Linked DNA regions of Mus musculus: regions 2 and 3 are each linked to region 1. The links are chromatin loops, found by intact Hi-C in ENCODE. Cell type or tissue: heart. All regions are shown on one strand. Each heading gives the region's core, and the rest is flanking DNA. Links, peaks and the distances in the headings are about the cores only. Region 1 has its middle 5.7 kb from the start of Blcap. Region 2 holds the start of Ghrh (growth hormone releasing hormone). Region 3 has its middle 43 kb from the start of Gm14279.

Region 1 (10,185 bases), core at 1,156-9,155:
GGTGAGAGTGAGTGTCGGGGGATAGTGGAGAGACTACCACCCAGTAACCACTTGTAGTCGCACCAGTACATGATTTGTAATTAGGCATCGTGGAAGGCACTAGGAGGCAAAGTAAAGAGAGGAGAAATGAGTGGAATCCTGGTGTCTGGAGTGGGCGAGGGTTGGGGCCGTCTTAGGCATATTGAGTTTGTGCATTGTGTGAGTGAGGGGTCTTGTTCCAGACATGGAGGTGACAACCCTAAGGGTGGAAGGTGAACAAGGAATATGACAGGTACCTTGGTCATGAATTTGAATTTTTGTCTTGAGAGACATGGGAAGCTATGTTCTTCGAGGCAATGAAAAGAAATCTGGGTCTCTCCGAGGCCATTGACTTTCAGGGTTAGAAAACATGAAAGTGAGGTTTGGGACAGGAAGCCAGTTAAGCAACCAGAACATCTTTCCAGACACAAAGTCATGGTGACTCAGACAGGTAGTGACTAAGGGAGCTAGAAGAGATCATATCAAACTGGGTGCGGGAAGCACATACTGAGGCACAGGCATTGACTCCTAAGCTGTGGCTGTAGGGATGAAGAAGAGGTGAAGAGCCCTTGGCCAGGGTGGAAAGGCCCGAAGACAGGCTGCTAGGGGACAATCAGAAGTGGGACAGAGAACTCAGTAGCGGAAATGCCTGGGCACACCGTGGATGGAGAGAGTGGACCTGTATAAGGGCTGGTGGGCCTCCCTCAGCACACGGGTCTTGGTAGTGTCTAGAAGCCAAGGGGATCCAAGGCAGGAAGGAAGGAGGCCAATGGTGATCTAGGGAGGAGCTGGGAAAGGAACTGCAGAAGCGGGGTGCAGCAGACTCTCTTGTCCCTACTGCCACAGGCTGGTCCATGAAGCAGGGGTTCCGTGGAGTGGAGCTGGCTGGTGCTGACTCACGTGGGAGACTTTGGACACCTTGGATTCGGGAATGAGATGGCTCTGTAGCCTGTTCTTCATGTTGCCTCTCTCTCTCTTTCTTTCTTTCTTTCTTTCTTTCTTTCTTTCTTTCTTTCTTTCTTTCTTTCTTAACAGTAAATTACTGCCTTAAAAAGGAGGGGCTGGCGAGATGGCTCAGTGGTTAAAAGCACCGACTGCTCTTCCGAAGGTTCTGAGTTCAAATCCCAGCAACCACATGGTGGCTCACAACCATCTGTAATGAGATCTGATGCCCTCTTCTGGTGCATCTGAAGACAGCTACAGTGTACTTAGATATAATAATAAAAAATAAATCTTAAAAAAAAAAAAAAAAAGGAAATGAGTGGCCGGGCGTGGTGGTGCACACCTTTAATCTCAGCACTCAGGAGGCAGAGGCAGGCAGATTTCTGAGTTTGAGGCCAGCCTAGTCTACAAAGTGTGTTCCAGAACAGCCAGAGCTACACAGAGAAACCCTGTCTCAAAAAACAACAACAAACAACAACAAAAAACAAAAACAAAAAAAAAAAAAAAAAGGAAATGAGTGGCGGATACATGGAATGGCTTGGTGTCTCAGAGGACCTGGGTTTCTTCCAACACTCTGTTATCCTTCAGTTCATGGGCACAAGATGATCCCAGTTCCAGGTGTCACACCTGAGCGGGGATGGGTTGAGACCACAGCGGGTTGGGCTGTGACCCTCATGTTTAATTGCTTATGAGTCCTTTACCTGTACCTGGTTTTCTGTCATCTAACAACAGAAGAAAACAGAGGGCCAGGGAGCTCTTGTTAAATGAATAGCGGTCTGAGCACTGAATGGGGGCAACTCAAATTACTGCCTGAAAACAGAAGAGCTGTTATCGCACTTACAGGATTTTGATAGGTTATTTCTCTGCCGCCAGTGAAATGAGCCAATTCAAGCCAGATTAGAATATTTTGAAGGCAGGTTTATTGGGAAGCTGCTCTCTGGTGAATTCACTGGCCCTAAGGAACGAGGCCGGAAAAGTCCCCATGGGGAGTGGGAGACAGAAGGGAAGGAGAAAGGGACGGAGGGAAAGAGAGAGCTCGAGGGAGCAAAATGTCTGGATTTCTATAGGGAGGAGCCACTGAGGGAAGAGCAGCCCAGCCCCTGGGCTGGAAAGTTCAGGGTTGGGGGCCAGGAGGGGACTGAGGGATGCTGGGAGAACCTGGAGGCCAGGTCTGTTTTGATATGTAAATTATGTACCCTGGTCCTGGGGTGGTCCCAAACCAGTTTTAGCTCAGTTTTCTAGAGCTGGAGTGTAGAGGAGGTGTGTGGGGAGCCTGTGGATGCTGCACCATAGTATGAGGGACTTGAGCAGCATCCTCATATTTGGGCCTTAGAACCAATCCCCTCTGACACACATATTTTATGCATAAATGTAACAAACCACTAAAGCACTACAGATTAATCTGACATATACAGGATGCGGGTTAGAAAGAGCTGGACCCACACCAGTGCAAAAAGCAGGATCCCATTGTCTAGCTCAAGAGTTGATGATACTGAACAGAGGTGATAGCAATCAAATTAGTGGGTTCAGGGGGTCTGGAGGGGAAGGGACCAAGCAAAGACTTGGCTCAGGTCTCAAGGGAAACATTCGATGGTCCTATAAAAAATTAAAAAAAAAAAAAAAAAAAAAGGAAAAGCATATTTTAAAAGACCCTGCTGGGGAATGTTTTCGGTCATTGTGTATTCAGACACTGATTTCTGAATCCAGAGATCTGGTTGCAATCTGGACTTTGGTGTTGTCATTATTATGAAATAGGAATTGAGACTCAGTATGTTGTAAAACATTGTATCCCAGAATCTTCTGATTGTTTAAAATAAAGGGCTGAGCAGCTTACAGCTGGGCAGGAAAGGAAAAGGTGGTACCTCTGTGCTCAGAGAGAGGGAGCCAGTCTCAGGTGGGGAACCAGGGAGTGGCCGTCACTGGGAAGCCGAAGAAGAAGGAGGTGTTGTCAAGGCAAGGGCAGGTATCAGGCCATGTGGCTGGAAAGCAGTCTGAGAAGTAGTCTAAGGCCAGCTTTGTCGGGTTGGAATAGCTCAGAACCTGCCCGGCTATAGTGTCTGAAGCTTATTAGTAAATATAAGGTATACATGTCAGTATTCAAAACAAGGGTGGGTATAGAAAAGCTCTGTACTTATACAGATCCCAAAACAAGGGTCAGAAAGTGTTCCTAGTACTTCTGTGGCGGTGTGGGCATTGCCAAAGCCCCAGTGGCCAACTTTCTTATGGGAACTGCAGAGCTGGAGGCAGGCATGGCTTCTCACCTCCGCTTGGTTTCTCTGGTTGCTTCCACCCTCAGGCTTGCTCCATTTGGATCCTGGGATTTGGAATGACCCAGAAACCCTTTCTGCCCTAAAATTGGGCTAAGCCAACCTTGACTTCCTGCCAAGGCCTCCGAAATTCTCCCCGTCCACCTGGCAGCCAACCAGGACACCTGCTTTCCTCAACTCGGCACCCCCTCTGAAACTAGTCTTTTCCTTGGGGATCCCTGTCTCCTTTAGACCTTTTTGTCTTCACTGCCAAAGTTTGGTCCTGATCACCACCCACCCTCCCTCCCTCCCTCCCTCCCTCCCTCCCTCCCTCCCTCCCTCCCTCCCTCAGGCCTGTACTGGCCTCTCTGTTTTGACTCCTGTGAAACCCCAAACAGTCCTTGTGATGGCTAGTTTTGCCAACGTAGCCAAGAATCACCTGGAAAAAGTCTCAGTGAGGGACTTACTTAAAGCAGGTTGGCCCATAGGCATGTCTGTGGAAGATGCTCTTGATTGCTTTAATTAATATGGGAAGACCTGGTCTGGAAGTTGGTGGCACCATTCCCTGGCTTTGGAACCTGGACTGTATAGGCAGAGAAAGGTCAGTGAGCACCCAAGCCTGTATGCATTCATTTCTCCCTGCCTATGACTGTGGACTTGGTGTGGCCAGCTGCTTCCAGCTCCTGGCACCTTGACCTTCTCTCCCACCCCATCCCCAGTTATGACACTCTGTAACCTGGCTCTCTCTAAGCTGCTCTCTGTCAGGTTTTTGTTACTGTTTGTTTGTTTGTTTTTTTTTTTTTTTTAATCACAGCAACAGAGATCACAGGTGTCCTTCATACTGCAGCCAGAAGACCCTGTTACTCTCCTCTGGAGGTGGTGTCCCCTCCTCTGTAGTGACCTGTCAAAGTCCTCCCCATCAGCCTTCAGTTGCTGTGAAGGGACACTGTGACTATAGCAACTGTTACAAAGGAAAACATTTAACTGGGGGTGACTTACAGTTTCAGAAGTTTAGTCCATTATTGTCATGGCAGGAAGCATGGTGGTGTGCAGGCAGACAAAGGTGCTGGAGAAGGGGCTGAAAGTTCTTCATCCTGATCCACAGGCAGCAGGAGAGACAGTGAGCCACTGAACCTTGGCTTGAGCTTCAGAGACCTCAAAGCCCACTCGTTGCCTAGTGACATACTTCCTAAAGCCACACCTCCTCCAGTAAGGTCACTCCCCCTAATAGTGCCATTCCCTATGAACCTATAGGGGTTATTATTCAAGTCACCAGAGTCAGCAAGTGCTGACCCGTTGGTCTCCTACAAGTAGCACTTTAAGCACCAATCAAAGTGCAGTGGGGGTGGGGTGTGGGACTCCCCCAAAGCCTGGCCCCATGAATTTACCAGATAACTTTTGAGTGTGCAGATTAGGTCTTGTCCTCAAGTGACCTTTAGAGACATATATTCAAATGGAGTAGCCCTTCCCAGGGCTGCCCTCTGCTTTAGGACTCAGTTTTTAGGACTCTCTCACTTGGGAAAGCAAGAAGGAAGTATTTTAGCCAAGTCTGTGGTGACACCTAGCGGTATGGTGCAGAACTGCCGGATTTTTTAAAACCTCAAATGCCAAAGTTAACTTTCAGTGCGATTTTGTAACATGTAGACTTATTTGTATGTATTTTACACAAGATGAAACGGTGGAGAGCATTGGCTGAGGATGCCTAGACACAGGTGGTGGCTAGATTTTAATCTAGGCCATATGGATCTGAAGCCTAAATCCTAGACTTTAGTTCCTCTATACCAGACCCTTCTGAGGACGTGAAAATTCATACCCCTGGCCTCACGCAGAACACAAATATATAATCTTTGAAAGGAGCCGGGAGATGGAGGAGCAATGAGCTCAGGACTGAGGATCAGTTGTGGAGTGTGGGTTGGCAAAGATTGTGTTGAGGGGGCTGGCAATGAGTCCTGTTGGGATCCTGGACTGTGTAGGAAAAGGAGCTTGTACTACCCACTCTGCATCCTGATGGTGAGTGTGCCCTGACCTGATACTTCAAGTTACTGTTGCCTTGACTTCCCTGTGTCCATCTGTGAGCAAATACAAACCCTTTCTCCTTCTCTTGTTTTTTTGTCAGAGTATTTAAAAAAAAAATTCTTCTCTCATACATTGTATCCCATCCACAGCACCCCCCCCCTCCAAGCATCTCCGAACAACTTCCCATTTTCACCAGATCCACTCTTCCTCCATCTCCTTTCAGAAAACATCAGGCCTCCAAGAGATATGAACCAAACAAGACCTAACAAGTTACAATTAAGATGAAACACATACTCTCGTATTGAGAGTGGAAGAGGCAACCTAGCAGGAGGAAAATGACTCCAAGAATAGGCAAATGAATCAGAGACACCCCCAGTCTGACTGTTAGGAATCCCACAAGAACACCAAGCTACACAGCCACAACACATATGCAGAGAACTGAGCTCCGATTCATACAGGCTCCACGAGTGTCACTTCAGCCTTTGTGAGCCCCCATAAACCTTGCTTGGTTGATTCAGTGGGCCATGTTCTTGTGGTGTCCTTGGCCCCTCTGGTACCTACAGTTCTTCCTCCCACTCTTCTATGGGGTTTCCTGAGCTCTGCCTAATGTTTGGCTGTGGGTCTCTGCATCTGTTCCCATCAGTTGCTGGGTGAAGCCTCCCTCTCTAATGATAGTTGGCCAGGCACTAATTTATGAGTATAGCAGAGTATCATTACTAATCATCTCATTGACTCCCCCTCCCCCCCCCTTGTGTTTGGGTCTATCCTAAGTCTCTGGGTGTTCAGCCTTTGGCTTCTGGCCATCCGGGCTCTCTTGCTGGACCACTGCCTGGAGTGTTACAGCTCTTAGAAAAGAAGCAATGAAGTAGCTGAGGTCCTGTGTCTCTTGTCAGCTACTGTGACAGTGACAGAGATGGTGTGAGCCTGCCCAGCCAGGCAGGTCCAAGATCCAGCCACCGGTGAGTGCTTTGGGAGAGAGAACTCTTCCCCAAGAGTTCAGTAAAGACAGCCACTCTCAGATGATCCTCGGTGAAATAACGTGTGTGCTTTATTTCATGTGGATAGGGGCTATATAAACCCTGAGTGGGGTGGGATTTAGGGGGTAGGTGGTTCCTATTGGCTGAGTTTGAGGTGTTAGTGATGCTTTATTTGCATGGGGAAGGACACCAGGTCTTATATTACTTGACTGACTGCACATGATCATCTTAGCGGGGTGCCTTTGTTATCTGTTCCAGAGTAGGTGCAGAATCATGGAGAAAGCCGTTCAACTCTTGATCTCAAATCTGTGACATTCTTGGCTTCTGAGCTCACTCAGCCTTACCAGTTCTTCTGTCTGGTCTGGTGGCACGCCCCACATCTCCTATAAGTACAAACCATATTTGTCTTTTTGAGTCTGGGTTACTACACTCAGAATGATTTTTTTTTTCTCTAGTTTTATCCATTTACGTTCATGTCAGTCTGCGACTGCCCCACCAATGGGCATGATCTCTTGGGGAGGTGGAATGAGGGGAGTTTGACTGTGCTTATCACATCCATTGTGAGTGCCAGGCTGTTCATAAGCACTGATACACTGCTCTAGGGGTGGGAAAGCGCAGTCTGAGATGTGGGAAGAGCAGAAGCTGGTTCAGGGGTCTCCATACCTGCGACAAGGCTGGGGCCATGGGATTCTCAGACTCTTGGACATTCAGATATTGCTGGGTGTCATAGAAGAACAGAGAATGGAGTCAGGGAGCTGAGAGCTGGTGCTGGGGCAGCGTCTAGCCCAGGACCAGGGGAAAGGGGAGCACCAGATTGTCCCATGGGGATGATTGTCTTAGCTTGTTGGAGGCAGGCTTTGTGGCGGCTATGGCTAGGATGCAGAGAGGCCTTCTACGGAGAATCGAGTTGTTGCAACTCTGTGGTCCAATGCCTTTTCCCTGTCTCCCCGTGGGGATCTTGATGAAAGAGAGTCCATGGTTCTAAACAGTTCATTGGTTGCTATGGGTGGAAAATGGGTAATGTACCATACTCACTTCTCCAGGTAGGCCTGAGATGAAACATCTTTTGTAGGTAGGGAGGAATGTCTGGGAAGGGAAGCTTATTGGCTAAGCCCTCTAGGCTTCTAGGTACCTCATTAGCATGGAGAACTCTGTTTTGGGCCTACGTGACCATAGGACATGTTGCTTTATTTGAAGAGTGTTCCAGGCCAGGAATCTAGCAGGGAGCTGGGAGTAACCTAAGCCTCAGGTGTGTGCCCACCGAGTCTCCGGGTCTTGACCGCTCTACCTTACCAAACTTCCTGGCATGGCTTTACCATCCCACACTTGCAAATCTCATGATGTCAGTTTTTTAACAGCTGAGCAATACTTCATTGTGCAAATGTATCAAATTTTCTTTAGCCATTCTTTGGTTGAGGGTTATCTAGGTTGTTTCTAGTTTCTGGTGTTATGAATAAGGCTGCTATGAATATAGTTGATCAAGTGGCCTTGTGGCAGGGTGAAATGTCCTTTAGGTATATGCCCAAGAGTATAGTGTATAAGGATAGCGCTGTGTCTTGAGATAGATCTAGTCCCAATTTTCTGAGGAACCATCATATTGATTTCCAAAGTGGCTATACAAGTTTGCATTCCCACCAGCCATGGAGGAGTATTAGGGTCTGTGAATTGATGAAGAATGATATCCCAGATTCAAATAGTATGCAAAAGCAAGGAACATTTATCCTGCAGAAATCCAGCATGCAGAGGTCTAAGATTTGTCAAAATGGTGACCCAGAGGTGAGCTTGAAGGCTCAATTTAAAGCTGATTAGGGGAATTCCAGGGAGGGAGGGGTAAGCGACCTTTATCTTGATTGGTGGGCTCTATCCCTAGGGGTGCTGGTGTCTCTGGGATTGGCTAGGCACTGGAGTCTTTCTTGAACCATCACTGGGGGTCCTGAAAACTGTTGCTGACTCATTCTGTTTTTGCCCCAGGCCAGATGGTGACACAGTTCCTGATTGGTTGCCCATGGGCTATGGTTTTCCCAGGAACTAACTTGCCCAGTTCTGGGAAACAGGAACTTAGGCCTAGTCTCCTGAACTGCCAGTATGGAGCCTGTCATGGAGTCAGCCTGCCTCAGTCCTCTCATTTCCCCCTTGAGTAATGGGCTATCTTGAATCCTTGAAATGTTTCCATAGGTTGGTACTGTTGTTGGAGAATCATCAATTGAACAGTAAAAGTCCATTCCTTAACAAACCTAACTAAAACATTGATTAGATAGGGACCACCAGTCCAGGTCAGTATCAGTAGGATCAGAGGACCAGTCAGGGTGGAGATGGGGTGGTCAGCCAACGAGACCAGCTAAAGAAGGACTCATACCAACCCTGAGACTGCTTTCACTCTACTTTTCTGTCATGTAATCTATTTCTGACTAAGGCCATTGATTCTTTGACCATCCCTGAGTGGTCAGCATAGAAACAATGTTCTTCTCCTAATGCTGCACAGGGTCCATCCTACTGGAGGAACAGCAAGTTTAGGCCTTTTCTGTTTTATAAGACTCCTTCTGCCAAGGGGGACAGGGAATCTTGCAGGGCTGTGATGGATTTTTCCATCTCCTGCAAATCTGTATCAATAGCCATTGTAGGGCCTCATAGTTTTTGTCCTGAAGTATTAGGGTTGAGGCCCCTATGCCAGCAGTTCTTGCCAGCCCTATGCTAAGGAGGGACCCCAGTAACACAGTGGAAATGGCCACTCTCTTTAACCAATTGGATAGAGGTGCCGGTTGGTTAAAAATGCCCTCCTCTGAGTAGTAATCCACCCTAGGAACAAGTTGCACCAGAACACAAAGATCCCCAGTCATATTTATAACAGCATCATAAATGCATGGTGTAAGCCCCAAGACACAAGCCCACCAAATGTCCTTTGCAGGCAGCATGCACCCTGTGACAGCAGGGACTATGGTATGGTTTATAGGGATGAGAATAGGCCGAGGCTACCTTTTTTCCAATACAAAACCCTGACTGATTATTGATTGTAGGGTCAGCTAACCTCTGATTGTTTTAATCTACATTGAGTACCATCTGTGATCTGTGAGTAGTCTCTAGAGATAGCTATTCCTTAATAGTACCAGGGTGACCATTTAAGCATAACCACCAATCCTCAGATGGAGGAAGGAATTGAGGACCTGGAAAGTGGCTTCTATTAGTTGTAAGGGCTCTGACTTGGGCAACCATGTGGGATTTCGCTGAGGTGAGAGAGTAGGGGTGAGGACAGGCCAGTGCAAAGGTTTATTTAGCTTTATTAATACCTTGTTGGGACCCAGTGGAAAGCTAGAGTCAGGTTAACACAATAGCTAGATAGTGAACAACCCCTGGGTCCCAGGCCCCGGCCAGTACCAGTTATAAACTTGTAGACCCCAACTCTTTCCCATTTTCTAGTCCCAGGCCTTTTCCCCTTCATTAATGAATGAGGTAACAATATACCTGTTTCCCTTTTTCAGTTTTCCCTCTGATTTTTCCCATTTTACCATGATCAAAACTTTGGTCACTGGTGGGGTATATCATAAATGCCCAGTGGATTCACATCCCCAAGAGTTTCAAAACCAACCATTGTGAGCTCCCCCACATCTGGACCTTTAGGCCCTTGTTGATTATGACCAGGGCAAACATAGAACCAGCCAGCATCTGACCAGAGGGTAAGTTCTTTGGCGGTAAATCCAGAGAAGTTATCTAGCTATACTTTCAGGTAAGGGAACCAAGTTTCTTCTGGGGCGAGCCCCCAGACTTGATGGAGGACTTTTTCTTCTTTGATATATATAATTGTCCAGGTGAGGTTGTGGGGTTGGTGGGGTATGGCAGACCCTTCCCTTAATGAATAAAGATTTCAAGGGACCAATCACTGAGTGGGTCAGCAGGACTTCCAGGTCGGAGAGAGGAAGAGGGAGGCAGGAAAAAGATACTTCATTTTGGATGGGAGAGAGCATGGAGACAAAATGTAGGTAGAGAGAGGC
Region 2 (10,185 bases), core at 784-8,783, 230 kb before region 1:
AATGGAGGGAAGTGGTTTCTGTGCCCCCACTAATTAAGACTCATACTGAACTTTTCCTTCGTCTTTGTGGGGGTGAACAGAATATAATGTTGAATGATTATTCTGACGCTAAGATTCTACTAATTATATTTGCAACCATGTCATGGCTTTGCTCACTCCCCCAAACTGTGCTTTTCCAAGTTCCTATAATTCTGTTTTGTCCACACGTAACTTTATTTCACTATGGAGTAGACAATATTACCAATAAGTGGTTTTATTTTCCCCTTTAGTGGGGAAAATTGTTCACCGTCTCCCTTGTCATCCAATTATCAGAATGTCCCTGGGTTTGATTTATACCAGCTGCTGCCGTCAACAGGCAGATTTTGACAGCCGAACCCTGGAGCAACCTCTGTAATGTGTCAGGACAGCCCGACACTGAAGCTGCCTCAGAGAAGTGTGAAGGGAGAGAGAAGAGATGGGGACCTTGGGAGAACTGTGATGTTTCCAGACTTTTCTAGCCTGTAGCTAAGCATTCTCAAGAAAGGCATTAAAGTGGCTGAGGCAAATGTGCTGGCTTCTCATGGGACCCTGTGGACCAGCAGAGAGAGATCCACATGGAGGTCAGAGACCTGCCTTCTCTCCACTCTGTCACTTACAACCTCTCTGACCCCTGCAAGCTCCTTCTACCCTTAAGGCGACAGTCTCTGTACCTGGGAATAACAGCTTTCAAAGGTTTTAAAAGTTTCTTTTCTTTGGACATCTATATAACTAGAGCTCATAAAACAGATTCTTAAGGGCCTCACTGAGTCTTGGAGTGTGTGTATCCGATATGCCAACTTTTTTTTTCCTTTGAGACAGGGTTTCTCTGTATAGCCCTAACTGTCCTGGAATTCAGCTTGTAGACCAGGCTGGCCTCAAACTCAGAAATCCGCCTGCCTCTGCCTCCCGAGTGCTGGGATTAAAAGCATGTGCCACCATGCCCAGCTTCCGGTGTGTCAGCATTTTAGGAGGCTGAGTCCAGGAGTTCAAGGCTAGCTTGGGCAATATAGCAAGGAGCCTGCTCAAAAGCAGGCAGAGTAGAGACAGCTCAGTCTGTAAAGGGCTTGTGATCAGAGGAATGAAGTCCTTTTTCTCCCATTGTGTGTCTCTGACAGCTTGCTTATCCACGCACCCTGAGGAACCTTTAAGTTCATTCTTGTTGGAGGCTGTACATTAAGATTCACTCCACAGAGCTGGAGCTTAGTGATCAAGAGCACAGGCTGCTCTTTCTGAGGACATACGTTTGATCTCACAGGGTGACTCAGCCATCTCTAACTCCAGTCCCAGGGCATCCCAACGCCCTCTTCTGGCCTCTGTGGGTACTGCATGCATAGGGTGCTCAGACCTACTTGTGGCAAAACACCCCCATGCACAAAATTATAAATAAATAAATAAATAAATAAATAAAACTTGTGTCTTAAAATTATCAATCTTGGCAAGACTTAGTGAGAATGGGCAAATCCATTCGTCTTGGAGGGTTCTAGGAGGGGAACCGTTGTTGTGCAGTAAGAGAATACTTTGAATATTCAAAAAGCTGCCAAGCATTAAAGTGTCTCAGCAAGTGAAAGAGGAGAGGAGGAGGAGGGGGAGGAGGAAGAGGAAGAAGAGGAGGAGGAGGGAGAGGAGGAGAAAGAGGAAGAAGAGGAAGAGGAGGAAGAAGAGGAGGAGGAGGGAGAGGAGAAGGAGGGAGAGGAGGAGGGAGAGGAGGAGGAAGAAGAGGAGAGGAGGGGGAGAAAGAAGAGGAGGAGGAGGAAGAGGAGGAGGAAGAAAAGGAGGAGGAGGGGGAGAAGGAGGAAGAGGAGGAGAAAGAGGAAGAAGAGGAAGAGAAGGAAGAGGAGGAGGAAGAGGAGAAGGAGGGGGAGGAGGAGTGAGAGGAGGAGGAAGAAGAGGAGGAGAGGGGGGAGGAGGAGGAGGAAGAAGAGGAAGAGGATGAAGAGGGACTGACTAACAAACTGTCCTCCAGACCCAAGTTGTGCCTTTTGCATTCCCTCCAGGGCGAGGGAGCACTACTGCTGGCCAGTTCTTAATCCAGCATTTGTTTCCTTCTCTTACAAACTCTTACTAAACATCTAATTAGCCCCCACCACCCCCAGGCTGCAGCGCTCTTTGCACTAGTGATCCTGAGCGCCAAGGTCTCATTTCCGCCATTTGGGAATGTCTGGGTCTCTGTCCTCTGAGCTGGATTTGGGCCTTGAGAAATAAGGAGACCCAGCATCAGAGGGCTGTGAGAAGCAGAAGCTTCAATTCCAAAAACACACAAAAGCGCTCAAGAATTGCAGGGAGAAGGAAAGGTCACTTTAACCAGGAAGCACTTCTTCAGCTGGGAAAGGAGGCGGCCAGTGAGTTCCTATGAAACCACGCTCTGCCCCACGAGGGAATCTGGACAGGGCACTTCATCCTTCTGCACCCCAGTTACTGCGTTTGCAAGGTGGGGTCATGACACCTGCCTCCCCGGTAAGGAAGTGGAGACAGGCTGTGTCTTAGCAACAATTTCCAGCCAGTCCTGAGCTCAGAAAGCCAAGCGGAATGGTTAGGGAAGCTGGAAGCCATCTTACTAACAGGCTTTATTTGTTGACAAGCCTACTAAAATGGGGTGAGAAAGCCAGAGTCTCAAGAATAAAAATCCAGCCTCCACCTCCGATTCCCACCACCCCGCTCTGGCTGGCTGGCCTCGCTCAGCACTGGCTCCTTCCCAAGATGTGTTTTTAACCCGACCTTAATTAGTGATTGTGTTGGTGTCTAGGGGCTTGAGCTGAAACAAAAAAGAAAGCACCCCAGAGAGAGGTGGATTCTAGAAGTCCCCCCAAAGGCTGGGGCAGCGGTGGACAGGCTGAGAGGGAGACAGGCCGCACATTTGTGTTGCAAATTTCCAGTGTGAGAGCCAGCCATTCAAAGAGGTGGCTGCTGCAGGCTGGGCAGGCAGTGGGGAGGGAGAGCCCATGAACAAAGGGGGCCTATCTGTGGGCCTCAGACCCCACTTTGTGTGAACGATGGAAGCATTCCCAGCCTGCCCCAGAGCACTGTGCAGGAGATGGAGAAGTCCCAGACCCTGGACTTCCCGGTTCCCTTGACTCTCTTGCCCTTCTGGGTCTGTTTATGGAGTCCTCAGTAGCAAGGGTCACGTGGATGTACATGTGTGTTATGTCAGAGCCAGGCCACCAGTGTTGGCTACTGTAGCCTTTCTGGGTGGCCCCAGACAAGTCACTTGATTTCTCTGAGCCTTGGTTTCTTTTTCTGTAAACTGGCCTGGTTGGTCCTCTCTCCTAGTCTGTATGGTTCCTCCAGAAAAGGCGCATTGGCTGGGTGGTAATGCTGAAGCCCCCCCCCTTTTAAAAAACAAAAAACAAAAACAAACAAACAAAAAAAACCAGCCTGTATCCAAGGAGGTCTCCAATGAAGAGGCAAAGTCAAGACTTGCCTATCCAAGCTGGTCTCTAATCCCAGCATCCTCCATCCCGGTAGATGGAGGTAGAAGGACCACAAGGTCAAGGAGGGTTCAAGGCCGGCCTAGGTAATTTTCAAAATAAAAATTTTAAAGGGGACTGGAATTGTAGCTCAGCGATGCACAGTTGTCTCTGTGTAACACCTCCGGGTTACTCGAAAGTGCTGCCCCCTTATGTAACAGTTCTAGTAAATTCTTCTTGCTTAGAATATCTCACTGTGGCAGGGGAACTATGAGCTATAAATGTATACCGGGCTGGCTATAGGGTGAATAGAGTTAATCCAAGCCTCATGCTACAAGGCTACTGTCCCTACATGGGGCCTGTCTCTACATCTCCTTGGCCTGTCTCTCCAAGAAACATTCTCCCAGCCTGGGGTGGGATCTCCCCTGGGGTTGGATGATTTTATAGTGTGTGTGTGTGTGTGTGTGTGTGTGTGTGTGTGTGTGTGTGTGTGTGTGCAGGGGTGGGGTGTGTGGCGGGGCGCTTTCTTTCTCTAAGCCCCTCCAGATGCTGGGGACCAAAGCTGATCCGGGTCCGAATAGCAGGTGTGTTGGTGAGGAGGGGGAGTTGGTAAGAGAGCACAATCTCAGGCTCACCAGAAATGAGCTCAAATGGGTCGTTTTTGTTCTAGGACACTAAGACATCAGACATTAGATGGTTTCCCTAAAAGCCCTGGGAGTCTTCCCGGAGAGAAGGGTCATAGCCTCAGGCAGCCAGAAGGTGGCGCTGTTCTCCAGTCTTTGGTGGTGTCAGGCTTTGTTTCAATGTCAGAAGCCCCCTTGTGTGGGGCTTTGTTCCCTATGAAATCCCATTAACAAAGCAGGTTCTGATCAGATCTGCCATCCTTCACTCTGCCACCCAAGCCCCTTCATCTTCCTCTTCCCAGTTCATACCCAAGCTTTTAGCTGTGTTTCCATTTAGGGGAACATCCTGGCTCAAGCCCTGCCTCAGGACCAGGGTATATCACCCAGGTCTCTCAGCACACCTCAGGACCAAGAACATGTGTCAGTCAGTAAGGAGGGAGCTTCTAATGGGATCTCCTCCGAAGTCTCAGGGTTAGCATGTCTTAGCGACAATCGGTTCTGCGGTAGAGAAGTGGACGTTCTTATTATTTTCCCCATCATAGGCAAACCCCAAAGTCCTGTCTGAATCCAGTTCTCAGTTTTCCATGACATAAAAACGTCAGGGCTCTAATATGGCTTCATTTCCGCTCCGTGGTTCCACTTCAGTTAAAGGACCTAGTAGCCTAGCACCAGCAACCAGAAGCAAGATGTCTGAGTTCTTCTTCCAACCCCACTTTCACCCACTCCCAGTCATTTAGCCCAAGATCAGCCCTGCCACACCCAGCCCCACTCCCACCTGGCTCCCTGGTAGCTCTGCTACTAAACTCCAGAAGCCAGAATTCATGGCTAGGACTCAGCCTGAAGCTCTAGCCCTGTCACCTGGGGCCAGCAATTCCCTGTCATTTACTGAATCCCAGTTGTCCTGAACTACAGCCCAGCTGGTGATATCCATCCATGCATGACTTCACCACTCAGCAGCCGTCAGGATTAGGAACACCTAGGGCTCCCACTGCAGGACCGAAAAAGCTGAACCTCGGAGAAGCAGAATGCTATGTCTAGTCTCACACAGACAGTAAGTAGGGGCCTGAGTCAAACAAGTATTTGCCTTTCATTCCAGAACACTGTAACCACCCTGGCCCAGCTACAGCACCCTGAGGCAAATATCCTCCAGCCCTACAACAGATAGCAGATTTCCCATGGAGTAGAGCCAGTGGATGTCTCTGTAGATCCTGTCAGGTAGAGTTCTCAATGTGATAAGATTAACACTTTCCCGTGGTTTGTGACAGGGGTACTGTGAGGGAAGATGGCTCTGTGCATTTCACATGCATTCATCACACAAGTTTTCCCTGACCTCCGTATATATAATGCTGCTTGGTGCGCGTGCGTGCGCGCACACACACACATAAATAAATAAATAAATAAATAAATAAATAAATAAATAAATAGCTAGCTTTTGATTAACACCAGAACCTTTCAGATGTGGTAACTTCATGAAGCCCGGAGCCCACAGAGCCAGGCTCTGACCCAGTTTACAGCTCTCTCAGATGGATCTCTTATAGACAAGCATTCCAGAATGCTAAACAATAAGAAGGCATTCGCTAGTTGATTTGCGCATCTCATCGTCCCTTTGAGCTTCCATCTGTCCTTTTGTATCTTCCCATCAGACAATACCCTCTGGTGCTTGGTGGTCAGGAACCAGGAAGAATAAGATGCGATGGAATGGACTGATATTTATGAAGCACTGCTCTGTGCTGAGGGAGGCCTCGGGGACCCCTGGTGTTCTGGGACCTGCCCTGGTGGAGCTTCCACTTTAGACAGGAAGGCAAGCAGAAAATTGCTTACAGTGTGACAGGCACACTTGCTGCTCCCTCTGTGACAGAAGAGTGTTTAGTGCTCTCCGAGCTGAGTGCGCGCAGGCTCAGGTTGTCAGCCAGCAGCAGGGGCTTTGTGAAGGGTGTGGCTTTGAGACCTGGCCTCAGAGAGAAGTGAGAAAATAGGTCCCTGAGAGCTAAGTCCAGGGGCGTGACTTACTGTGGCTGGAGGGAAGGCCCTCGGATCTTTCCTGTATGTGTACTTGTGTAGGTGTGTAGGTTCCTGTGTGTTGCAGGTGTGTGTGTGTGTGTGTGTGTGTGTGTGTAGAGGCTCATGTATATCGAAGATGCACAGGTATGCACACACATGGGCAGAAGCCAGAGGTTAGAGGTCAGTGTCAGGGCTTTTCCCCCATCACTTCCCCGCTTTTACTTCCTAAAATATAGGCTTTAAAAGAATTATAGAGGGGTGATGGTGGCATGTGCCACCTTTAGTCTCAGCACTCGGGAGGCAGAGGCAGGCAGATCTCTGCCTCTGAGGCCAGCCTGATCTACATACTGAGTTTTAGGACAGCCAGGACTAGGTAGAGGGCCCCTGTCTCAAATATATGTGCAAGTATCTGTGGAGGCCAGAAAAAAGCATTATATTCCCTATAATTAGTTACAAGTAGCTGTGAGCTGCCCAATGTGAGGGATAGGTGGGAACTGAACCCAGGTCCTTTGCAAGAAGAACAAGCACTCTCAACTGCTGGGCCATCTCTCTAGGCTCTCTACTTTATTCTCCAAGACATTCTTTTTGAACCTGGTGTTTACCAATTCCACTGGATCGGCTGGTCAGCAAAGTCGCCGGGAATTAAACTTACAGGGATGCTGTTTGACCTAGATTCTGGGGATCTGAGTCCCAGTGCTCAGACTTACATAGCTAATTCCCAATTGAGCGCCGTGTCGTCTGGTCCTTTGTGTGCTTCTCGGATGGATTGATTGATTCCTAATTCAACTGTTTAGGGTAGGGCCTAGGATTCTGGAGTATTAATCAAGGCCCTGATTTATTTTGATATGAACCTGGGTTTGTGGCTCCACCAGCAGGAAATATAGATAATTTAGACTAAGCTATGCAGGATATCAAATGCCACACTAAGGAAGTTAGTCATTTCTTGTTCTCCACAGAGAGAGGCCACTGGAGGCTCTAGAAGCCTGGTGGGATGGTTTGGGAGGCAGAACATTGGCAGCAGCCTGAAGGAAATGAATCCAGTCAGGAAGCCCAGGCCAGTGAGCCTAGGGCCTGAAGCAGTGCAAGGGTGGAAGGTAACTAAGGGAGGCTCCGCAAGATGAGTATAGGCTAGACCAGCACAGCCTGGACCATCATAGCCTGGACCAGCACAGCCAAGACCAGCACAGCCTGGACCAGTACAGCCTTGCCGAGCATAGCAGAGCAGCCAGGTGAGAGAAGTGAAGGGAAAGGATGCCCACTGAGTCTACGGATGACTGCAGGGAGGGTCAGGATGCTTGTGGGGATCAAGGAAGGGATGGGAGCACCATTTGCACATGTTGGGATTGGAGTATCATGAGACCTCCAAGAAACCCTGGGGACCAGGTGGCTGGGTCTGGTCCAGATCTTGGAAGTGAGAGTTGCTTCTCTAAGCTGCCTCCTTCTTCCCTCCCTTCCTTCCTTGAAGGGCACAGGAGTCAGAAGCAGGGTGGGGATGGGGAGACCTTGGTAAATTTACACCTACCTTCAAGACAGTGGAAGTGGATGTAGAAAAAGGGAATCCAGGCCAGTGAGATGGCGCAGCAGATAAAGGTGCTTCCCACGCAGACCCAAGCACTTCCATTCCATCCCTGGGACCCGCATAAGTTAGAAGGAGAGGGGGCAGCCCTGCAAAGTTGTCCTCTGACCTCTACACACACACTAATAACAAAGTCAAAAGGGCTGGAGAGATGGATCAGTGGTTAAGAGCACTGACTGCTCTTCCGAAGGTCCTGAGTTCAAATCCCAGCAATCACATGGTGGCTCACAACCATCTGTAATGGGATCTGACTCCCTCTCTCTTCTGGAGTATCTGAAGAGAGCTACAGTGTAATTACATAAAGATATAAAAGGAAGGAAGGAAGGAAGGAAGGAAGGAAGGAAGGAAGGAAGGAAGGAATTGAAAAGATCCCAGGGAGGAAGCAGCTGCTCTGTCAGCCTGGACCCAGAGGAGCAGATGCTCATCCCATAGAGATGGGATCTCAAAACTAAGATTCTCTTCTTGTCTGAGTCTCCCAGAGGCAAACCCCACCCTCAGGTTCACAACATCCAGATCTGAAGCCTGGGGGGTGAGAGGGAGAAGAAACAAATGGGTCCCTGCAAGAGAGGAGGGCAACTGCTTAGTGGGAGAACCCCGACGGAGCATCCCTGGGGTCCCGGGTTCCACCCTCAGCACCAGAAAAGGAATGAAGATCCGTGAGAGAAAGCCGGAGGAGACTGACAATTTCAGCGAGCAATTGTGGTGTTTGTCATCTCCCTCACTGGACTGTTTTGAAGCAAATCCCAGACTGGTAAATATTTCAGCACGTATCTCAAGCAAGAGAAGGGTTCTTTCTTTAACAGAGTCACAATCCCATTATCATCCTTTAAGGAAAGAAAGAGTCTAACGGTAATTCCTATAGAGGGCAATTTGACGAAGCCTCAGAATGGAAGCCAGGCCAACGGTCCTTAAGCCACAGCCATCACAAACCCATGATAAGGAATTTAAATTCTCCCAAGATAATTATAGCCAAGGTGAAGAGGAGATTGGAAAGGCAGGGATTTTAGAAGCTTTTGGGGGGGGGGCCTGGGAAGGAAATGTTATTTTAAAGGGTGGTGGGAATGAGGTATAGAAACATTTGTAGAACATAAAAGAAAAACGGTTTTCTTGATTCCATTTTTCTCACCCAGGGGCCTTTAGTCATAAATAAGAAACGGGTACCAGGTCTGAAGTGAACCAAATCAGATAAAAATAACAAAAGAGGAATGGCTAAATGCAACAAAAGAGATGGACCCAGCTCATTTCCCACCCAGGCTATGCAGTTCCGTGCACTTCACAAGGAAGGGTATTTAGCCATATTGCTGTTCATCAGAGGTCTGTGAACTCCTATGAACCAATTAGTGAGGATATTGTCCCTCAGTAGCGGCAGCAGGAGAGCTAGGTTCAAAATTTACATGTCTACTTACTCTGTGATGTTGTGGGAGCCAGATGAGCAGGGAGCCGCAACCAGGAGAGACCTGCGACCTGGAGAGCCGGCCTGGATCACCAGTGATGCCCAGGCCCTGACGATCTCATCTTAAGGCCAGCAGGAGCAGGACTCCTCCTTCTCTGCCCTGGGCCTGTATGTTCCAGAGCACGTACATGGCCTTTTGGCTCCACTTCTGCTACTCTGAGGTAGTCATCACCAGTTTTCGGGTTATAGGTTAAATTTCCTCTCTGAGTAAGGTCATGTCCAGATAGCAAGCACCTCAGGTCCTTTTCATGCAAATAAAATATTCCCTTCACTGTGGCCTTGGCCAGTGATGCACATTCTCTCTGAGTGCCCCTACTCACTCCCCAAAAGTTTAAATAGCATTTGTGCTCCTCAACTGAATGAGTTGCTCAGTAAAGCCTGCCTCCAGAGTCTGTTCGTTTTGTTTTGTTTTGTTTTGTTTTGTTTTGTTTTGTTTTGTTTTTTCAAGACAGGGTTTCTCTGTGTAGCCCTGGCTGTCCTAGAACTCACTCTGTAGACCAGGCTGGCCTCGAACTAAGAAATCTGCCTGCCTCTGCCTCCCAAGTGCTGGGATTAAAGGCATGCACCACCATTGCCCAGCCAGAGTCTGTTCTTGTTGGGCTCACAACAGCCTGAGGTTTCTATCACCTCCAGCCATTCCTGCCTTGATTTCCCATTTAGGCCACCAGTCAATTCCCTGGCATCGTGCCAATCAGGGAAGAGGAGCAGGTGGCACTGTTACTCTTTAATATTGGGCAAGTTAGAGCCTCTCTCTGAACTGATTTGTGAACCGAAGGTGGTAGACTCCAGATTTGATGCGCCAATAAACTACCTAATAAAGCGGTGTGCAGCTCCTGGGGTTCAGAACGTGTTCCTGGGACTTGGCTCGGTGTTCCGTGGCATCTGCAGAACGCTCCAATAAGCTCAATGAAAGGTGCCATGGAGACGCCTTGTGCTTATTATGCCGGTTCGTGCCTTGGAAAACAGTCAGGACTGTATTCTACGGACCCCTGGAAAGAAAACGGAAGGCAGCCCTTGGGGAGCCCCTAGGAGGTGGCTAGGAAGGCGTGCTGTCCGGATGCCGCTTCCAGCCATCCACAGATGGGCTGGGTTGCCCAAAGCCCAGGAAAC
Region 3 (10,185 bases), core at 1,559-9,558, 92 kb before region 1:
TCTGATTACCCGTGGGGGTGTCTATGTGTGTGCTTGTGTGTGAGCATGTGTCAGTGTGCGCGTTTGTGAGCATGTGTCAGTGTGTGTGTTTGTGTGTGAGGATGTGTCAGTGTGTGTGTTTGTGTGTGAGCATGTGTCTGTGTTTCTGCATGTGAGCTTGTGCCTGTGTGTGAGTTTCCTTAGGTCTAGACTTCCCGGCAGCACCTGACCTCCCACAGTCCAGGTGTGTGAATCCCCTGAGTTGTGTGTGGACTGTGGTACATGTGGGTGTGGCTACAATTTGTACTGTGGGAGTATGACATGTGGAGGGAGACCTCTGATAGGTGAGGTGTAGTGGGGTACATAGCTTATGTATGGTGTGTGTGGTGTGGTGGGTGACACACAGTGTGTGCAGCAGGGTTGTGATGTGACTATAGGTTTGAAGGGTGTACAAGGCATGTATGAAGCCTTGGTGGTGTGATGCTGAGCCTTCCCTGTGCCTGGATCCCTTTCATGGCGTGGACAGAGATGATTCCATGTTACCTGTGTTCAGACTTTGCACACACACACACACACACACACACACACACACACACACACACACACACCCCCGCATTCAGCCCTCTCCAGGGTCCTGCCTCCTCCCTGGCTGTTTCCCAGTCTTTCTTTGTCTCCTGTGTCTCTGCCCCGGGTTACAGCCCTGAGTGTCTCTGGCGCTGATTAGTTTCAATTGAGCTGTGATTGCAGAGCCCCTCCCTCTGTGCGCCTGCAGCATCCTCTATGCCCCTCAGCACTCTTCATCAATCTCTGCCCACTCCCACCCCCCAGCTTGTTCAAGTCCCCTCAGGCATGGCCTCTTGGTCAGGCTCCTGCCCTGCTCTGGGCAGCTGCCTCCTCTTCCTTAGCTTTGGGGTCACCGTCATTGGTTTGGAAGTGTTTTTCATTCCCGGGGCTCTTCAGAAAGGGCCTATTGTGAAGCAATTGTTGCTGCCGCCCATGTGTCTGACTCTGGGAGAGTGTGGGGGGTTGGGTGGGGTGGGGAGACATGAGAAGGGTCCTTGCAGCTTCTGCCATGTGGCTTTCATGCCCATCTCTATGGGCCATGGGTGCCCATCTGGGTACTCAGTGCTCTTTGTTTCCGTGTGGCCAAGAGCAAGTGCGCTGGAAACTTGAGACTCTGAGCCTCTCCCTGCCTTGCCTGTCTCCAGGGTGCTTCTGAAATCTGCCTGGCCCTGCGTGTGCAGCATTCAGAGGTGTGTGTGTGTGTGTGTGTGTGTGTAGCTGCCTGGCAACATGTCATCTCTGTCACTTGCTCTAATCCTTTGTCCCACTCTGGGGTCCCACCCCCTTTACATTTTCTTTTGGTCAGCACACACTGAAGCTCCTGTGAGTGAGCATGGGTGAGCCCCAGCCACTGTCTGTACTGTGTGCCTGGCCTGCAGGCTTGCCCCTCTCCCGGGACCCTTTGGGGTAGGAGGGCGCTCTCCCAGGCTTTGTACAGGGTTTGCTTATGCTCTACCGATATGTTCCAAGACCCACCTGCCCATCCTTCTGTCCTACCGTCCTCCTGTTTGTTCAAGAGTCATTTAAAATTTTTTTCCTTTTATTTATGTATTTAGTGTGTGGGTATGTGAATCAAATAGGTTATCAGGCTTGGTGGCAAGTGCTTTTATCTTCTGAGCTATCCCTCCAGACAGTCATTTGTATTTCAGACATTACATGGTTTTCGTTTGTCTGGGTGGTGAGTATGTGCTACACCACGTATGTAGGGGTCCAAGGACAACGTGTGGGAATTACTTCTCTTTTGTTTTGTGGGTCCCGGGGACTGAACTCAGGTCTTCAGGTTTTGTGCTAGGTACCTCTTCCTGCTGAGTCATCTCACTGGCACTCAGAAATGATTTCCAGGCTCCCATTTGGGGTCACAGTGCAGAGTCCAGGCATCCAGGACCCCTTGCCTACTGCCCAGCCCCCTAACCCTCACGGCCCACTTCTTCCTTTCACTTCCAGCCCTGCTCCCACTCCCTACCCCGCAGGCCACAGGCATCTCTTAAGGCAATTCCCCACTGCCTGCTAAAGAGTTTTGTGGTCTCTCCTTGCAGATAACAGTCTGCTCTTTCTCTGTGGTCCTACTGTGTGTGTTGCTTTTGTCCTGGCCTTACTTACCTGGGTGGCCCAAGCAACCTCACATGTGAACCTACAGTTGCCACCCTATCCCGTGAATATGTGTCACCTTCTTTTTCTTGACCTCTTCCACTTTAAATCAGGGTACAGCTTGTTGACCATGGGATAATTGACTCTGAATTTTGTGATTGTCCCATCTCTGGTTGACATTTGTTTTAAATCTCAAACAAATGTGAGGGTGTTTAAAAAAAGTATTTACAGAGTTATTTAGGAGTCGTGTGTGTGTGTGTGTGTGTGTGTGTGTGTGTTAGCTTCCTCCTGTCTCTTTCTGCTCTCCCCATATTTCACTGAATTCTGCCTCTTTGCTATATGTCAGAGAGAGAGAGAGAGAGAGAGAGAGAGAGAGAGAGAGAGAGAGAGAGAGAGAGGGAGGGAGGAAGAGAAGGAGGGAGAAATGACGGGGAGGAGAGAGAGGGGGAAGGAGACGCAGGGGGGACTCCTCACCATCTTGGTCCCTCTCTGCTTCTCCAACCTCTGCCCCTCTCTCTTTCTCTCCCGCCACTCCTGGGCACTCCCCACTAGACAGTTTCAGGGGAGCCTGGCCAGATTTCTCAGCTGTTGCCTCTCTATCACCTCTTTTGCTGTCTCTGAGGGGCAGAACAGGATTCTGGCCTCCATCCTTCCTGTCATCCGTCTCCTTTGGAAGCTCCTTGCTCCCTGGTGTAGCTTGGCTTTGAGTTGGGATCTTGGAATCAAGTCTCAGACCCACACACCTCACCTGGCCTGTCTTTCCTGCCCCCAGATGTCCCCTTAGACTCCATGTTGTCTCCACTCCTGGAAGGTTTCTTGTCTGGATCTCCTTCTCAGCCTGTGACGCACTGGCCTTTCTGATGCCCCCTGACTCGTGGCTCTCATGAGCTTGTGGGCCTTCTCCCTTCTCCTCACCCTGCTGTAATTGTCTGCAGCCTCCAGGAACACCAACCCAGCCTCCTCTACCCCCCAGAGCCCCTTCTTGCTCCTCCTCCTTGCCCAACAACCCTGTCCCTACTTCAGGGCTCAGCACCCTCTCTGAAGGAACCACTCTGGTATCTGTCACCCAAGTCCAGGTCTCCCAACACTCCTAATTTACACTAAGCAACCCCACTTTTGTGTTGGTCTTGCCTACAGACCCCTAGTATAGCCCCGACCACCTCACTCAGAACCCCAACTTGATTGACATACCCTCTATGTCCTATTTATGAGTCCTCCCTAATAGATCCTGCCTCCCCTCTGGGGCCCAGCTTCCCTGACACCTGTCACCTGCCTGGTACAGGGGCTACCCGTGGTCTCCCTTCACCAGGCTATCGGGCTATTCAACAACTGACTAGTGTCTGTTGGGGCAGCCCCGAGAGGTAGATAATTGGCTTGGGCTGGAGAGGCCACACAGCACGTGTTCTGCCTCACTCTCCTCATCTGCATCTCCCAATGTCCTCTGCTTCCCTTCCCTTCTCTGCGTCCATCCTTGGGGTGTGTCTGGTGTCTGAGGGAGGTTCTGTGAGCTCTGGCCCCAGACAGAAGATTGGAGTCTGTCACCTCTGGGTGTTGGACTTTCTCTCTGTGGGTCAGTATACATATAGCTTACATGTGTCAATGGGCATGCATCTGGCACTCCATGCATTGGGGTGTAGACCCAGCTGGCCTTATTTGCCCATCTTTATGTGGGTCACTGGTCATTCTGTCAGTGTAAGTGGTGACTTGGGTGTCTGTGTTCTGTCTGGGTGGTGAGGTGTCTTCCTTTTCTCTGTGGTGAACTCACCACCCTGCTGTCCTGCCTACTCCTTCCCTGTGGCCTTCTTCCTTGTAGCCCCTCTCCTGGGGACTTTGCTAGGGCTTGCATGTCAATGTCTGTGCCTGGCGGCCTCTCAGGCAGTGAAGTGCGTCATAGCTCTGACTGAGATGGCTGAGCGTGGGCTCAGCTTGCGTGCATGCGTCATCCTGAGCCCTGGTGGAGTTGGGGGGGGGGTCTCGCCTCGCCTTGAAGCTCCCACTCTACCAGCTCTCTAGCTCCCTCCCTACCTCCCTCCCTCCCTTTCTCCCTCTTTCCTAAGCTTTCTTCTTCCTTCCAGCCTTTGTCTGTTCCCTGTTGCTTCTCCCCGTAGCTCCTCACTCTGCCCCCTTCCCCTCTGGTTACCTCTGCTGCAGAGCCAGTGTTGGAAGAACTTTTGGGGTTCATCTGAATATTCCATCCAGTCCCACAGGGATGGAACTGCTTGGGGCTTCTCGTGGACTTTTTTTCTTTTCTTCACCTGTTCTCCCTAAGGTCTCTAGGGCACCCCATCACAGAATGCAGTTCCCAGTACTAACCACATGTACGGGAAGACACCAGCTTTCCTTGGCCAGCTGCTCGTCCTGGTCTCCAGCCTCTTCTGCCACTAGCCCTTGTTTTCCTCTGCCCAACCTTTACTTAAATGTGATGAGCTGCTTCTACCTCAGGACCTTCATGCATACGGTTCTCCCTGCCTGGAACCAGTTGCCAGAGGCTTGCCTGCTCTCACTGCCTCCTTTAGGTCTCTGCTCCTGTGTCTCCTCTTCAGAGAGGCCTTCCCTGGGGTCCTGCTGTCCTTAGCAAGACACCCTTTGTCTGACTTCACAGCTGTCAAATAATGGGGTCCCCTTTAGGTGTAGCCTCTGTGTCTCTTCCTTACATGTTGCCTCCCCCCTAGCCCCCACTGGTTCTCAACCTCCAGTCTGTCCCTCCAGGTTTTGTTCTCCTCAGGGACAACCTGCTTCCTAGCTCCCTGAGCCTCCACCTGTCCAAGCCTCAGGGCCTCCGCACTTTCTGTGATACTGCCGCCCTCTTGCCCCTACTTTTTGAATTCCAATGTATTTTGCTATTTCTTTTTTTAATTAAAAACTTTGAAATCCAGATGAAATCCATACAACCTGTAATCACCTTCTGGAAGAGAGTGTTCCTAGTGTGTGGGGACACCGCCACTCGCCTGTCCCCCTCCCTGTCTGTCCCCCATCAGCACACTGGCCGTTGGACGTACCATGTGACTCTGGTGGGTTCAGGCTCTCCCCCGTGGGAGACTGGGAGTTTCCTGATTCACTCCTTATCAAGAGGACCATGACCTTTGCTATTTTTAGCAGCCACACTCTGGCCGGGATGATCCAGGTCACCCAGGCTGGCTGTGGACTGTGGCCCTCTGAGTCAGTGGCTCACAGTCTCCTTTCCTGGCTGACACTGCTGCACTCCCAAGCATCACTGCTGCTCTTTGATGGTCTCTCCCGCTACCCTTGGCTGGCCACCTAGCCCCCATCTCTCTGTCACCCTCTCTAGACACCAGCTCTTCCTCAGTCCCCTCGGTTTGTCCCTCCTCTGCTTCAGTCCACTCTGTCCCTTGGAGCTCTGGGGTGGGTGCAGTTCAGGCCTTAGCCTTTTGGTGGCATACGTTCCACACCTCACTCTCCTTTGTCACCAGCTGGGATGGCATGTCACCACCATACGATGGGCAGTCACACACCTTGCCCTCAGGACCATTGTACCTGACACCTTCCCTGGCCATAGGGTCAGGCCTGACCCTCCTTGGGCTGTCGTCTGGCTGCAAGTCCCCTCCCCAGACCTGTGAATGGTTCCGATGCTTCGGGTCTCTTAACTGTCTGACACCTACGCGCTTAGCATCCTCCCTCTGAGGTATCCCTGGGGAAGAGCTTCAAGAACAGCCTCCACCAGGCTGTGTGCTGGAAGCGTCCGCAAGTCCATCGGAGTCCCATGAACCAAGTAGTGTTCAAGTGCCAAGAGGGGCTCTCCTTCAGCACCTGTGGAGAAAAGGGGCGTGTCCCGTGCCAGCCCTCCTGAGGGACATGTCCCAGGCCAGCCCTCCTCAGTGTCTGCCCCCTTTCTCATGTCTTAGTGTTAGCTGGATGGCTCTGGACATGAGTGAGCACCAGAGATGCATGTGTGCACAGGAGATGCTGCTGGAGAAGATAGGTCTCTCTTCTCTCAGTAGGACTGTCTATCTGCCTGTCCATAGGACTGTACTGTTTTCTTATCTGCTCTAGTCCTCCGGACTCTTTTGATATTTAAGGGGGAGAGTCGAGGGGGTGTTGTGTGGGAGTCCCTCTGGCCTTCTCCAGGGGATCTTGTTTTTCTTCTCTGGGAGCCAGGCTTTTATCTTTCCTTCAGTGTGTGTGTGTGTGTGTGTGTGTGTGTGTGTGTGTGTGTGTGTTCACAAGTGCTTCTTCCCTCGATTTCCTCTGTATATATAAAGCACTGCTTGGGAGGGCTGCTGTACCATGTCCCCTTCCATGGCTCTCGGGCCCCTACCCTCCGCACCTGCATGTCCCCATTCTTCCCTCCTGGTTCTTGGTGTGCGGGCTGAGCTGTCAGCACCTTTCCTTGCCCTGTCTTCAGTCTCTCTCTCTCTCTCTCTCTCTCTCTCTCTCTCTCTCTCTGCTGCCTGTTCTTCCTTCTCCTCTTGGCCTATCTCCTTCCAGCTCATTTTTTCCAGATGTGCCACATCTGACTGTTCATGCCTCATGGGTCTCCACTCATTTCCCCAGTCAGGCTCTGCTCCTCTTCATCCAGCGATGCTGGCTCGTGTGTGTGTGTGTGTGTGTGTGTGGCTTGCCACCCGTGCCCTCCCACACTGTGTACTTCTGCTCTTGCAAGTTTGAGTAGTCCTGGACATGGCAAACAGCTCTCAGCACCTTCTTCTTTCTGCCCGCCCTGCCCTCCCCCTGGGGCTCTAGGACTGGCTTCCAGAGGACCCTTGCCTGCCTTGCCCCTGGCTCAGACTAGACTTAATACCACAGTTGAGCCTGAACTCCAAAGGAGCAGGCTGCAGCCTAACCTAACTCAGAAGCCTGTACAGAGGACAGGTGATGGATCAACACTTTGTGGACTGAGTGCTACAGTCATGGGGTCCAGGGCTCTTGGCCTTGTTGGTGTACGTCCCTCCGTCTAATCCTCCCATACCTGTGTGCTCTTATGCAGGTATGTGTGTACACTGGTGTGTGTGGGGGGGGGGGGGGGCTCCCGTCTCTGGGTTTCTCTAGCTTCACTTTGTTCTGCACCCCTTTTCTTTCCAGGAAAACATGGAACATGTAGGAGATACAGGGAGCAAGCCAGAAGATCCTAGTGCCCCCTTTCCCAGGGCGATGGTCCCTGAGAGTGTCCGCAGCATCAGCTGACAGTGCAGGCCCAGGGCTGTATGTGCTCTGCTCCCAGCTGCCTGCCCCTCCGCCTTGTCTCAGGCTTTCTTATTATCTGCCCAGGACTCTGTCCCTCTCCACCTCTGTCACTACCACTGGTCTCTCCCTGCCCCAGTCTGCTTCTGCCCTGCGTCCCTCCTCAGTCACTTCTTCATTCGAGTTTCACTGAATCTGACCGCCACTCTGGAGTCCTCTTAGGACACTGGAGTGCTCCTGTCTCTCTGTCTTTTGGTCACCTTCTGCTTGTCTTTCTTCTGCCTCCCTGTCCCACTGAAGCCCTTTCCCACTTCCGTTGTGTGTGCCCCTTACGTGCGTCCTTTCTGTAGCTGCCTCCCCACGTGCTCTCCCTATCTCCATGTGGTACTCATAGGTACTTTTGCTATTCAAAAACTAGAACACAATTTTCTCCTGAATTGTCAGCCCTGAGCACAAAAGGCTTTGTTACCTCGGTAATAAGAAAAGCCAACACAAATCCCGGACGTCACCGTCATGAGGGTGACCTGATCCTATTGTACTGTTGTTACTAAGTTGTGCAAGGTTGGGGTGGTATACTGGTGTGTCTGTTTGTCCCTCCCCAGCCTTCCCTCCCTGCTGCACCTCTCTCCGCCACCCTTTTTCTCCCTTAGAGATTTCTGGAATTTCACTCTCTGCTCATGCTGTGAGCCTAAAGGATGATGATAATAATGATGATGTGTCTGTCTGTCCGTCTATCTGCTTCTCTCTGTCTGTCTGTGTGCTGCCTGCCTCTCCCACTCCCACTGCTTCTGCAGCCCTCCCGCCTCCCATGGGCTTTGTTCCCGCTCCGTGGACAGCTTCGTTCTTTGTGAAATGACATTTATTGTTTTTCCTTCAGCTTCAGACAGAATACGTGTTCGCTGTGGAAAAAAAAGTAGAAAATAGCAAAAAGTACGTGCAGAAGAATATAAAATAAAACGTCTCAGCGTCCACCTCCCAGTGAGGGAGGGCCAGGGGGCTCTGGGGTGCCAGGGCACCTCTGCGTGGGCGTCTTTTCTTTGCTCTTTTTTTCCCTCTTACGCATCCCTGCTAACGCATTTGGGAGCCCTGGCTTGGAAGGAGGGCCTTGTCTGGAAAGTCCATCTGTGACACCTCTCTGCTTCTGTCTGGGGTGTGCGTGTTTAGGGGGGGAGCTGGGCTAACCGAGCAGAGGTGACACCCCAGAGTGGGTGTCCTCTCCCTCCCACTGTGCTCACTACTTTTGGAGGGGTGTGACTGTGCCCTTCTCCCTCTGTGTCTCCCTTTGTTCTTTGCTGTGGGAAATGGGATTGAGGGACCGGAGGCTTTAAGGTGTTTCTAAAAGATTCCCTGGAGAGCTGAGGATGGGCTGGAGAGTGCCTGGGTGGGAGAAGCTACTCACTGCCTTGCTCCTGAAGAGGACTGCAAAATACCTTTCTTTCTTTTCTTTTCTTTTCTTTTTTTTTTTTTTTTTTTTGGAGACAAGGTTTCTCTGTATAGCCCTGGCTGTCCTGGAACTCACTTTGTAGACCAGGCTGGCCTTGAACTCAGAAATTCGCCTGCCTCTGCCTCCCAAATACTGAGATTAAAGGCGTGCACCGCCACCACGCCCCGCACAAAGTACCTTTCTTTAGGCTCCCTGTCCTTTGCTTGTCCCCCTTCAAGGATCTCAGCTCCATCTTGCGTTGCCTCTGTCAACTGTTCCAAGGTTTCAGGGTCTAACACCTGACTTTAAACCTTACTCAGGCCCTCAGGAAAGTGACATCTCTGGCACAGTGTCTTGGCCTGCAAAGTGGGGTCAGGAAGGGCTTTAAGACCTTGTGTGACAGCACATGTGGAGAATGCTTGGTACACGGGGGAGCAAGTGCTATAGTGGATCCCGGGGTCAGGTAGCCAGATACCAGCTTGATGGCTGTCCTTCCTATTCTGGCTGGATCATGGTAGTGGGTCCCAGCCATCCATCCTGTCCCCTCCTCCCCTTTCTATACTGTACTGCCTTTTTGTACCCTGCCCTGTCCTATGTCACAGCTCAGTGGCCCACACACCTAGCACATGGGTCATCCCAAGCCCACAGATGGCCTTTTCAAAGCCAGACTGCCTGAAGTAACCCTATGCTCTCAGTACCCAGGTGTTGGGGGCCCTCTGGAACACTGGCTTCTGCCACCCAAGTTTAAGTGGCCCTCTTTTCCCAGAACATTTCCCTGGAGTCTGGCTTCTGACCAGTTCCCTTGTCCCGGCTTGGCCCTGGTTGGTGTGGGCCCCTTCAGTAGCCTGTAGTCTGCTTGGAAGTGTCTGGTATACAGAGGGAGCCAAGAAGGAGGGCAGCAAGGGGCGTGGCTCTGGAAGACAGAGGTTCTCAGCGCACTGACCCTGAGCCAGCTCTGCTCCTCTGCCTCCTCGAGGCTCCAGGAAGAACCAGGCCCACGAAGGCCATTCTTGATAGGACTTCAGATGGGCAATGGGGTGTGGAGTTGGCACCGGACAGGTCTGCATCTCAGGATCACGGTTTCTGGTAGACTCCTCACTCAGCCTTACTTTCTTCCAGACTGGATTAAAATTGACAGTACCCTTTTGCATAGGGGTGGTGGGGATCAAGATTACTGTACAGGAGTTAGATAACAGCCTTGCATGTGACCAGCACTCATGGATGTTTGCTCTTGTGCTGTGCATGTTCCTGCCACCGTTCCTGCCCTTTCAGACTGGGATCCTGTGTCCATTACTGGCCTGTAGTGGGTACTCCCTGGCTGGCATGTAAATAGGTAACACAAAGACCTGGCCAAGGCTTGTAGAGAGAAATACAGATGTGTGTGTGTGTGGGTGGGTGGGGCAAAGCTGGACCAAACTCAGAGGGGAATTGAATTCAACTTTAGATACTAGCAGTGAGAGAAAGATGATAACGATTTCTAAAATGAAAGACCT

The links. Hi-C counts contacts between places; a loop is a spot of excess contacts. Peaks named below come from ENCODE experiments on the same cell type or tissue, not always from the same donor. Only the 100,000 strongest peaks of a DNase experiment are listed, where the experiment ranks them.
Region 2: it touches region 1 in a loop (7-fold over the local background); 41 of 42 quality-filtered maps call a loop at or near these places.
Region 3: a loop joins it to region 1, with 6 times the contacts of the local background. A loop is called at or near these places in 21 of 42 quality-filtered maps.

Annotation. Positions count from the first base shown.
Region 1 is chr2:157,566,949-157,577,133 of GRCm38, forward strand. No RefSeq gene overlaps it. Among named protein-coding and RNA genes, the nearest start is that of Blcap, 5.7 kb to the left of the region's middle. In heart, for the core only: a CTCF peak has its summit at 4,767 (motif pointing left); no DNase peak of the experiment used is centred there.
Region 2 is chr2:157,337,544-157,347,728 of GRCm38, forward strand. It overlaps Ghrh (growth hormone releasing hormone), which reads right to left and starts at 9,112. Exons shown (of 5, transcript NM_010285.3): 1 at 9,029-9,112. In heart, for the core only: CTCF peaks have their summits at 1,344 (motif pointing left) and 4,182 (motif pointing right); DNase peaks (open chromatin) are centred at 1,338, 3,068 and 4,198; H3K27ac peaks cover 1,971 bases; H3K27me3 peaks cover 228 bases.
Region 3 is chr2:157,474,816-157,485,000 of GRCm38, forward strand. No RefSeq gene overlaps it. Among named protein-coding and RNA genes, the nearest start is that of Gm14279, 43 kb to the right of the region's middle. RefSeq lists an enhancer at 1-2,582. In heart, for the core only: a CTCF peak has its summit at 5,514; no DNase peak of the experiment used is centred there; H3K4me3 peaks cover 471 bases; H3K27ac peaks cover 3,422 bases; H3K27me3 peaks cover 360 bases.